2 separate regions of the Homo sapiens genome follow, and region 2 is linked to region 1. The links are chromatin loops, found by intact Hi-C in ENCODE. Cell type or tissue: PC-3. All regions are shown on one strand. Links, peaks and the distances in the headings refer to the core of each region. The heading gives the core; the rest is flanking DNA. Region 1 has its middle 190 kb from the start of SHOX2. Region 2 overlaps RSRC1 (arginine and serine rich coiled-coil 1).

Evidence for each region. Hi-C counts contacts between places; a loop is a spot of excess contacts. Peaks named below come from ENCODE experiments on the same cell type or tissue, not always from the same donor. Only the 100,000 strongest peaks of a DNase experiment are listed, where the experiment ranks them.
Region 2: a loop joins it to region 1, with 20 times the contacts of the local background. A loop is called at or near these places in 2 of 110 quality-filtered maps.

The regions. Positions count from the first base shown.
Region 1 is chr3:157,914,343-157,919,741 of GRCh38, reverse strand. No RefSeq gene overlaps it. Among named protein-coding and RNA genes, the nearest start is that of SHOX2, 190 kb to the left of the region's middle. In PC-3, for the core only: a CTCF peak has its summit at 4,778; DNase peaks (open chromatin) are centred at 2,861 and 4,741; H3K4me3 peaks cover 1,049 bases; H3K27ac peaks cover 1,624 bases.
Region 2 is chr3:158,431,627-158,437,025 of GRCh38, reverse strand. The region is part of intron 6 of RSRC1 (arginine and serine rich coiled-coil 1); the gene reads right to left. Among named protein-coding and RNA genes, the nearest start is that of UC.134, 92 kb to the left of the region's middle. In PC-3, for the core only: a CTCF peak has its summit at 2,404; a DNase peak (open chromatin) is centred at 2,415.

The sequences.
Region 1 (5,399 bases), core at 173-5,172:
GTCTGCCTGTTTCCAGAAGCTCGTAAGGATGTTGGTTGGTGGGTGGGTGGGTGAATGGGAGTGATGCATTATGCAAATGTTATGTGTATTTTTTTTAGCTAGATTCAAAAATGCATAATGGGGACAGACTTACAAAATAATACACTGCATAGTGTTATGAATATTTCAAAGAATTATTTCTTTATTTTGTGCATAGCTCAGAGTGCTGACATTTGATTTATAGCTGCATGGATGTACCTGGGGTTGCTAAGGTTACCCAATTTCATTCACCCATAGATATTTGAGATCTACATAATGCCATCACATCCTCCACTGCATTTCAAAGTGATGTTGATAAATGGTGCTTCCTTAGATGATATTTCCATTTAGATGTGATATATCTCATGATTTCTGTCTTTTAAAATATTGTGGTTGATGAAATTTTACATTATGTGCATATACAGAAAGCAGGGATACATATTTTTTCAGTTTTAAAGGTTTGAAAAACTGAGTGGGTTCCCCTCCCCCTTACCCGCCCTGCACCTATTCCCATATGTTGAGGCTTACTGTGACTAATATTGAGGTTTTTTTTTCTTTTAAGAAAAAACCCCACTTTATTGTTTGTCTTATGTTTAGAGATATAACAAAAGACTGGCTAGTCACCTGCAATCATTTTTATGATGTTTCATATCTTTGCAACAAAAGCTTAAGATTTTTTTAAAAATGAAAACATCTTTTGAGATTTTGATCACAAACCTATGGAAGTTATTCTTCCCAACAGATCTTTTTTAGAAGTAACACTTAGAAAATATATACATATATATATGTATATAGAATTTATAATATACATTTTCTTATTGCTTACAAGTGATCACTAACCTTTTAGCTTGTAATGTATCCCAGTCTTAGAAAGAAGTCTGGTTCAGTCTCCTAACTTCAAAGGAATAAGGGATTAGATGTATGGAAGAAAACAGTTAAAAACTCAAAATATCTATACATTTTTGTGAGAAGAATAGATCTGACTCCATGGGGCAATAGAGTTGCTAGGGGAAGAGATGAACACATACCAAAAGCCACAGACCCCATCTTACGAAGGACTAGTCTATGGATTACGTGGTTTTGTTTCTTCCTAACCAGCTGGTGTGAGTTGTGCAAAATTAGTTTTTTACTTCCCTCATCTGAGTGAAAAAACAGTTATGAAAATGGCTGGCATGATGAAATGCAGGAAGGATTTACAAGGGGCCATGGTTAAGGCCTTTGGACCATGCTCTTTGGAAGGAAACAGACAGGCTGGCTAGGAGTAAAGGATGAGGAGTGAAAGAGGGAGGAGTGTGTAGGTGGTCGGGAGAAAGAGATCACTGGACTGGGAAAAACTGCTGGGGAGGGGCAGGGGAGGGAGAAAGGGCTGAGAGTGGAAAGTGAAGGAAGAGGTGGATTTTCCTATGGGTTGAGGGGATGTTGCAATGAGTGAGAGCGTCAGCTGCCCTTAGTGGGGTTCTGTGTTATGAATATTTTCAGAAGGTTACAACAAGGTGGCCAGTAGACCTGCTTCATTAGGCTGTATGATGTTAAAAGTGTTTTGAATTTGTGCCAACATTTAAACATTGGAAGATTTCACAGAAAATTTCTGGTATTTGGATACCTCTGCAAACTCAGATGATCTGGTGGGGTTGGGCCTGCATTTCCAGATAAAGCCATTGGAAGGACCTGAGTAGCATCGGCCCCTTTACAAGACTATGCCTTTCCAGGTTGTCACAGTGCCACTCTCTCCAACCCAATTCCTTCAATGAACATACCTGGTCCTTTGGGCAGGTGAGCTCATTTCTGCTTGGCTTCTGTCCTCATGTGACTTTTCTACTCCTGGTTCTGCTCTGTGCCTAATGTCTGACAGAGAGTAGATGGTCAACAAATATTTGTTGAGTGTATGGAAGATAACATTCACTCAATAAATATTTTTGTTGTTAAATTATTGTTTTATGTATGTACAGGTCTGTTCTCCATGGGAGACTGTTAGATCTTGTAGGGTGAGAACTGTCTTGCTTCATTTTTGTATCTTTAGTGCCAGCACAACTCAGCAGATAGTTAATAAACAATGGTTCAATGTTGCACACAGATTGTGAGGCTGAGCAGTTGCTCCCCTCATATAGGGAAAGAATCATACAATTAGGTGACAGAAGACAGTGGGTCTGTCAGCTAAGCTGGTAACAATAAAAAACCAGCAAGATCATGGCAGCCCAGGCCAGTATGCCAGAAGGGCTGCCGGCCTCCCAGACTGCCAGAAAATGGCTTCTGGAAGCCCTACCTTTGCTCTTCCTGGCTGCCCCTCCAAATTTTGGTCTCATTTTTCTTGGCTCTACTTCTTTTGCCTCTGGGATCCTTCTGTTTTCCTTTTGGATTATGATTCGCTTTTTACCCTGCCCTGTTTCTTTGTTTGCATCTCCCCAGGGTCTGATTACTCGTCCCTTCATTTTCTATGTAGCCATCTCCAAACGGATGATGCCCAGTGTTGTCCATTTCTGTTGCATGTTTGGGTAGGATTTAAGGTGCAAAGGGATAGATACAGCAGGGCTGCAGAAGGACAAGTAACTAATTGTGCACTCACTTTTGTGTTTAATTCATGTTTCCTGAACAAACTCACTTGCCAATAAAACTGTTTGGGGAGGTAATCAGGCCACAGGTTTCTGGTGCCAGATTTCTCTGGTTTGTGTTCTAACCCTGCCTCTTATTATCTCTGTAACCTTGGATGATCTATTTAATCTACCTGGCCTCAGTGTCCTCATTTGTAAAGCGAAAATAATAATAGTGCCTACTCATAGCATTGATATGCAGATTGAGTGAGTAAACACACGAGCAATGCTTAGAACAGGGCTGGCATATCGTAAATATTCAATAAATGTGAGGTACTACTATCTTAGTCACTTGTTTATCCTCATCCCCAAAGCACTTTGGGTGGTTCCATGACCACCAAGTCACCAGTTACACAAATGTTTTCTTTTCTAAATATGTTTGGATTGGAGGAATATTAAAATGTATTATTTGCAGAGAAAGTAATCATTAGGTTGGATTAAGTAAGAGAAATGAAAGATTGCTATGCATTTATAATATTTATGTTCAATGAGTTATTCAGGCATCGCTGGTGATGTATCAAGGTTTTCTAGATGACCTCTCCGGTGATGTTTTAAGTACAGGTCCAAAGTTCCTTATTTGCAATTCTGAAATTCAAAAAGCTCTGAAAATTAATTTTTTTCTCTATACTCGTTGGCTGCAAGCTATGACCTGCATTTGACAGCTAAACCTGTCATGAACTAGCAAAAGGCTATTTTCAGTCTTTAGTGTGAATATTTCATGTTTTATGGAAAAATATTAACATGTTTTCTTGTAGGGTACTGTCTCAAACCCTACTTAAGGTACTATATGATATATGGTATAGGCACTAATTTATCTTTCTAAAATTTGAAAAATTCTAAATTCCAAAGCAATCTGTGTCCAAGAGTTTGTGGACCTGTATAACCATATCTGTGTTCTTGTTTGGACCAGAAGGACAATTTTACTTCTTTCTTATCCATCCTTGCCTCCCCAATTTGAAGCACAGTGCTTTGAACCACTCATTCATTTAATCAATATTTACTGAATGCTCACTTGTTGGTCAGATACCATTCTAGCCTCTCAGAAACAGTGAAGAAAAGTGTGGTCTTTGTTTTCATGGGCTTCATACTATACTGGGAGAAGACACTAGGTAAAGGAATAAGATCATCTCAGTGTTTTGAAGAAGATAAACTGATGGGAAATTAGTTTGTATGGTGTGTGTGTGTGTGTGTGTGTGTGTGTGTGTGTGTGTGTCTGTCTGTCTGTCTGTTTTGTAGTTACTTTAGACAAGCTGGTTAAGAAAGACTTCTTTGAGGGGTGACTTTAGGCAGTAATGATTAGAACAAATCAGCCATGCAAAGAAGTGGACAAGAGTCTTTCAGGAAGAGCAAATAGCAACTACAAAAGCCCCAAAGCCAGAATGAGCTTGACAGTTTACAGAAGTGGAAAGAAGACATGTCTGCTTTGGGCAACACTGGTCATGATGAAGAAAGGTGTGAGATGTGGTCAGAGGGCTGGTGAAGGAGAGCCTTGAGGGCATAGAAGGTATTTGGATTTTATCCCTAATAGGTAATGGGAGCTGCTGAAGGCCTTTAAGCATGAAGTGATATAATGTGCTTTGTGTTTTCAAAAGATCACTTCATTGAATGACAACTATACCTATGCATTGTCAATATTTGTGGAATGAATAATTTAGTTATATTTATATGTTGCATATAATGCATAGATAATCTCCAAGTAACAGAGGGCCAAATAACATGACTTAAATAAGATAGTTCACTTCTAAACTATCTTATTCAAAGTAGTGTAGGTGGGCAATCCAGGACTGATACAGAGGTTCAGCTAGATGAAGAACTCAGGGTACAGGAATTCTTTCAGCTCCTTGGTCCACTATCCCTAGGTGTAGCTCTCATCCTTATGGTCCAAAACAGTAGCAAGAGCTCTAGCTATTGCATCTATCTTTCAGGCAGCATGATAGATCAAGTGGGAAAGATTATGTGTGAATTGCCTTTTAAGGAAGGTTCCTGGGGAATTTGACATATGATACATCTGCATCTATCTCATTGGTCAGCACTTGGTCACATGTCCTCACTTAACTGCAAGAAAGACTGGGAAATGTAGTCTTTGTTCTGGTCAGCTATGTGTTCAGCCAAAACTCAGGAGTTTTTACTAGTATGAAAGAAAAGGGAGGGCAGATACTGCCATTTAGTGGTTTAGTTGGCATATAATCTTGTCATTCTATTTAGCCATAGTTTATTAAAACTGGAAGTGACTCAGAGATCTGGAGGGTCAACCCCCTCCTGTGGTACCATTTTTACAAGCCCCGTTTCTCACAGGTGCTTTAACTGAGGTCCAGAGAGGTGATGTGAGACACCCAGCATCACGCAGAGAGCACCAGCTGCTCTAAGGGGAGCCATTTTGCCTCCCAGAGTCTTCTCAGGAGGGGTTGGGCTGCTCCTTTAACCAGTTGTGCAGTTTACCAGACCCCCACCTCCACATACGACAACAAACAAGAGCAAGTAGAATTGGGCAGAATGGGTGGATTTGAGCATTGTTTAAAATGCCAACCTCAAAGCCTAAGAAGCACCAGTCTCAAAGGTTATTATTGAGGAAGCTCATCTATTAGTTCCCCCAAAGAAGGATCTTAGAGGTCAGTCAGCAAGTATTAGGTTTAGACCAGGGACGGGCCTTGAACAGGTGGGGCCTTCCAGATCCCAGAATCAGTTTTCATTTTTCTCCTTTTCTTTCTTATTTTTAAAAAATATTCATGCCCTTATGAGCAACGAATTCCCCAGAGCAGAATGGAGATGACCCCACGGAGCACTGGGCTCTGT
Region 2 (5,399 bases), core at 56-5,055, 520 kb before region 1:
TTACTATGAGGTATTATAGCAGAGATATTTAAAGAATGGATTCTGAAGCCAGACTGTCTCGGTTTGAATCCTGGCTCTATCCATTACTAGCTATGAGATCTGCAACAAGTATCTTAATCTCTCTGTGTCTTAGTTAACTCATCTGAAATTGTATTGATAATAATACTTCCATCATAAGCCACAGGGTTATTGTAAAAGTTGAATGAGTTCATATATGCCAACCACTCACAATAGTATTATAGCCCAGGGTAGCATATTGTATTTATATAAAATATACAATATTATCTATATACCTTTATAGATATTAGCTTTTAAATATAGTAATTATTGTTTAAAATGCATGTGTCTGTTCTATTTATGATATAATTTGTACACTTAAAAAATCAATGTACAAATTTCTAGTAATGAATCCTTTTCTTACAACAAAATTTCATTTAGGGAAATATGTACTAAGTATATGTAAAGTGGTTTCTCCAATATTTCCGAGAAATTGTATAGAATCTGGTGTGTATATATGTATGTGTGCATGCATGCACGTGTGGGCACATGTACTTTTAAGCAGACTACTGCTGAATCTTTTTCACTTTATAATTTGAGAAGATATATATATATATTTTTAAAGTTTCTGGAGATGCTGTGTCACAACTACAAATTTAGCTCTGTAGTTCATACTTGCTTTATCTACACTCATAATATTCAACAACACTAATTGTTGCTCCATGATGCATTGCCCTATTATCTCAGTCCACATTAATTCCTCCTCTTAGGTCTGAGAAAACTGTATTTTTCTACTATAGCCAATTGAACAAGTGTCTTTCTTCCCCACTAGACTGCCAACTACTTGAGGTCCGATATCTTACTGATTTTAGCATAGTGTCATATCAGACATGGCTCATTAGCTCCTCGATAAATGTTTATTGAACTAAAGTAAAAATTAACTCACAAAATGATGACTCTGAGGAATGTTAATACATTAAAGATTTAATTCTGTTCATGTTACTTAAATGTTTTAGAAACATTTAAGACAAGAAAGGACATTCTGAGATTTATCAGTGTCTCAAAAAATTACATTAATTAGTACATTCCATTCTAGCCATATGAATATTAATATTCAGATATAAAATCTGGCATAACTCCTCAAAACTTCTCTTTTTAAGATATATGTGTGGATATATAAAACACACATCTTCTAGTTAAAAGAAGTTAAAACCTCATCTTCTAGTTAAAAGATGTATGTTTTAACTAGAAGATGTACGTTTTATATATCTGCACTCATGTATAAACATGCTTATCTACAATTTTCTAAGCGTAAAGTCTTCCCTTACTAAAAAATTCATTTAGGGTATAATTCAATATTAAAAATTAGAAATATATACTTTCAAAGTGAAAGTAAATATATACCTTTAAATTATATATCTTTATCTTTATAGCACATATATTTATATCTATATCTTTATAGCACATATTTAAGAGCAGTAAATCTTATGAATTTTCAGAGTAATCATATGTCAAATCAAATAAAAATCTTCAGAACTATAGTTACAGCCACCACAAGTCCTATATTTCCTCATACACAACAAATTTAGATACATAAGGAACAATTTTCTCCTACTGGATAAATTATTTTTTCTATTTTTTTACATTAGGTACTTTTTATTACATCAACATAAAACAATGACACTGACAATAGTATTATTTTATCTTGTGTCAGCATTCTGAAAGCATGACCTTGAAATTTAATATTATTAAAAATTAAGACCTACAAGTTAAGCAGCAGAATGCTTGTGTAGTATTAATTAAAAAAAATGCAAGAGATTTCACTTCAAACACTTGAAACACAAATTTTAAAAAAATAGATAAATAGAAGCTTTAACACAGTGTTCTTTCAAACTACAAATCAGTCAGTCTAGCATTACACAACATTACTATTTTCATTTCAAAGCATAAGTGTGGCACAAGTTATTTTACCAATATTTTTGATTTATGATAAAAGAAAACCTCATTAAATAAAAAACACTTAATGAGTTTGAGATCCTTAAAATATTTTGTACAGTCTTCAATCTAATTTCATCCCATCTCTTTTCAGTACTTTGAATGTTACTCCAGAATGTACTTTCATTTGGTAAAATCTTGTATTTACAACTGGAAGAGCATAATTAAAAACTTTACCCCCATGTGATGTCTTTTGTTCAAGGCAATGCCTTCAGAATTGAGCATAAGTATTCATATTTTTACTAATAATATTTCAGTCTTCAAAAATTTACCAAAATATGATGAAAAGTCAATGTTAGTGGGGTTAGAGCTTTCTTTTTTTCTTTTGTGAATTTCTTACAGGTGTAATGAGCAGGAGCTAAGTGTAACACACATTGCAAGTTGGGTATAGTGTGGTAAATATACAGCACCCGAGTTTCGCTAGGTGGCGCAAAAAGAATAATGTATCTGTCTGCTTCTTCTGTCTGTTGGAATGTTAACAAATGGAATGACAGAGGACAAAGTACCCAATATCGGTGTTTGTAGAATTCTTATCCAAACTAGAATGTTTCTTAATCTATTTTTACTAGAATATAATTCCTTTATAATAAAATAATTTTTAGCACAAAGTAAACTTCAGCACGATGAATAGCTTTCCATTTTTTTTCACTGGATATTTTGAACACTAAAACAGAAAATGTCAGGCTTTTTTGGGAAGACACTGTAAATAAAGAATTAGAAAAATTGACATTACCTTACTGAAACCCTACCTAAAAGCATCACCTAATGTATAAGTGAAAATTGCTAGCAAATTACTTCTTACAGCTATAAAAGAATATGTGAATTTTATAATTTATAACATTTTGGAAGTTCTCATATGAAGATTTTTAAACATCACAGAGTAGAGCTGAAAGGGAATGGCCTCGGAATCGGGAAAACTGGATTTTAGTTTTAGCATAGCAGTGATCTAATTGTGATCTGAGCTGCTATTTCTTAAATAGTCAACTAAGAGCTGGATTTGATTAGTTTTAACGTCTTTGGAGTTTCAAAAAATCATTCTAGACTCTCTAAGAATGAGTGACAATATTATTCTGCCAAGAGATAACTTTATTTTATTTAACATTTTTCAGAGAATAAAGTTTAAATATATATTCTGCTTTAATAGGGGTCAAAACAAAGATTAAAATTTGAATAATCTTAGCAGATATTACAACCAACATTAAGTGGAAAATACAATTAAGATCAGCAATCCATCTAACAAAAATTATGTCTAGAGATATATTTGTTCTTCTCTTTCTAGATAGGATGATTTTTAGAATTGTTTTTAGATATTTGGACAGATTTTAGATAGATTTAACTTTCAAACCATTATTATTCAATCTGGGCTTTATAAATGTAGTTCTCTATCTGCAATACACTCAGAGCTTCCCAACTATTTAGCTACTACTAAGTAATATGTGTGCTAAAATATCATCCTCTCAGCCCTCCAGACAACCAGGCAGGGTCTGAGGTGGCTGGAGTTTGAGAGCAGTAGCCTTTGGCCAAGAGCAGCCTCACCAGTTTAACCTGGTGTACCAACGAAATATATCCTTTTGCATTTCATGACATGAGAAAGATTGAGAAGCATTGTACTGTAGCATCTCTGTATTACCTTATTTTTGCCTCTAATAACTTACTTGGGGAGACCTTTGGAAAAATAAAAATGACTCACTTTCTCCAAAGTAACCTGGAGAATTTCAAGTTTTCAATAATTGCACAATTTCTGGCTGAAATTAATTTCACAAAACAATATAAATACTGATGACTAATAATTCAGAGTATTTTGCCACAAGAAAAAATACGTATAGTTTCTGTGTTAAATAAGCTAATTTATCTAAAACCTATTTAATAGTAAGCAAGCACAGCATTACGTGATGTTATATAGTATGTTCTTGGCTCATCAATTTTAACACTGAATGAAATTGCTACTGATTTTTTAAGTGATCTTTTTTCTCTGTTTTAATATAGAGGACTAAATATAACTTATAAGGAAAAAGGTATATAACAATTTCAAGTGTTATTAAATTAACTTACGAAGCATCACATGAACATATAATTATCTAAGTTGAATTTCTGTTGTTAGTTTGAAAATATATTTTGTAAGTAACTATAGTATATATACATAGACTCACTCTGTGTGTGTATATATATATAGTATTTCTAGATAAATGTCTTCATTTTATTCATAAGATGAAGGCTACAAATGATGTCAATGCTACAAATTATGTAAAGGATATAATGCCTGATATTATGAGAAATATGTGACATGCAATATGCAATATTTTAGGCTAGTTTATATTTCATGGATAGTACTAAATTTAGAAACAGTATGTGAATGAAATTTGTTAATCTAAAATCTTCATAAAAAGTCTCAGTTCTTTCAAAACTACGAAAGCTAACCTCAATTCAAAATGAGTTAAATATTAAACAAACTTCTCCAGAGGAAGAGACTGCAGATAGCTTTGTCAGTGTTATCAGTGAGATTAACATTCTAGTCATAGATTTTTGAGGAAAAAAAATAGTACACCAAGGAGGGACAATGGCTGCCAGGAAGCAAAGGTAAAAATCGACAGATAAAATTCAGTAATAGCAATCAGTGCAAAACTCCCCATAGACTCTCTTATGTCCTGGTTACTGCCTACTGTATTAAGACTGCCTTTCTCATCACTTAATGCTTATTTTCATCACTTTGCTTAAAATATTGATAATCAATTAGAGCTACGTCTGTTTTGCCACAGAATCTGTGTCACAGTCTATCAGACTGTCAGGGCCAATTCAATCCTCATTCAAAGTTAATTTTTTCTTCATAAATCTGCCTTTGGAGGAGTCATTAGGCGCAGAACATAGCCGGAGGTGCAATCACCTATTCTCTTTCATTAGTGGCAGGCAGAGAAGGTGAGGGAGATTATTAGAACTTTGGAATGATCACAAAGCAGCGTGCTGCCTGTCAGATCCCCCCAACATTTAATTCATCTAGCCAACTCACCAGCACTCTTTGCCAACAGTTTTAAATGGACATTATTCATGAACATCTGTGACATGCTGAATATTCTGAACTGGAAATGATGAAAAAGCAATGCCCCTTTTGACTTTAAAATTAATTCTATGGTCAAAACAATTAAGTATATAACAAACATGTTTTGTGATGTTATTTTTGGTCATCTAAGATATATTTCAGAGGCAAAACAATTTACTTAAGTTATAACACAAATGTATAAGGGGAAATTAATGCCTAAAAATCAACATTCTCAGTATTAAACAATTTAGAAAATCCTATTTTACCTACATTAGGAATGACCAGAATTTCTCCCCAAAGAGGTATTTAAAATTCACAATATTTAAATATTTATTTAATGTGAAATCTTGTTAAGCAACATACCACAAAATGA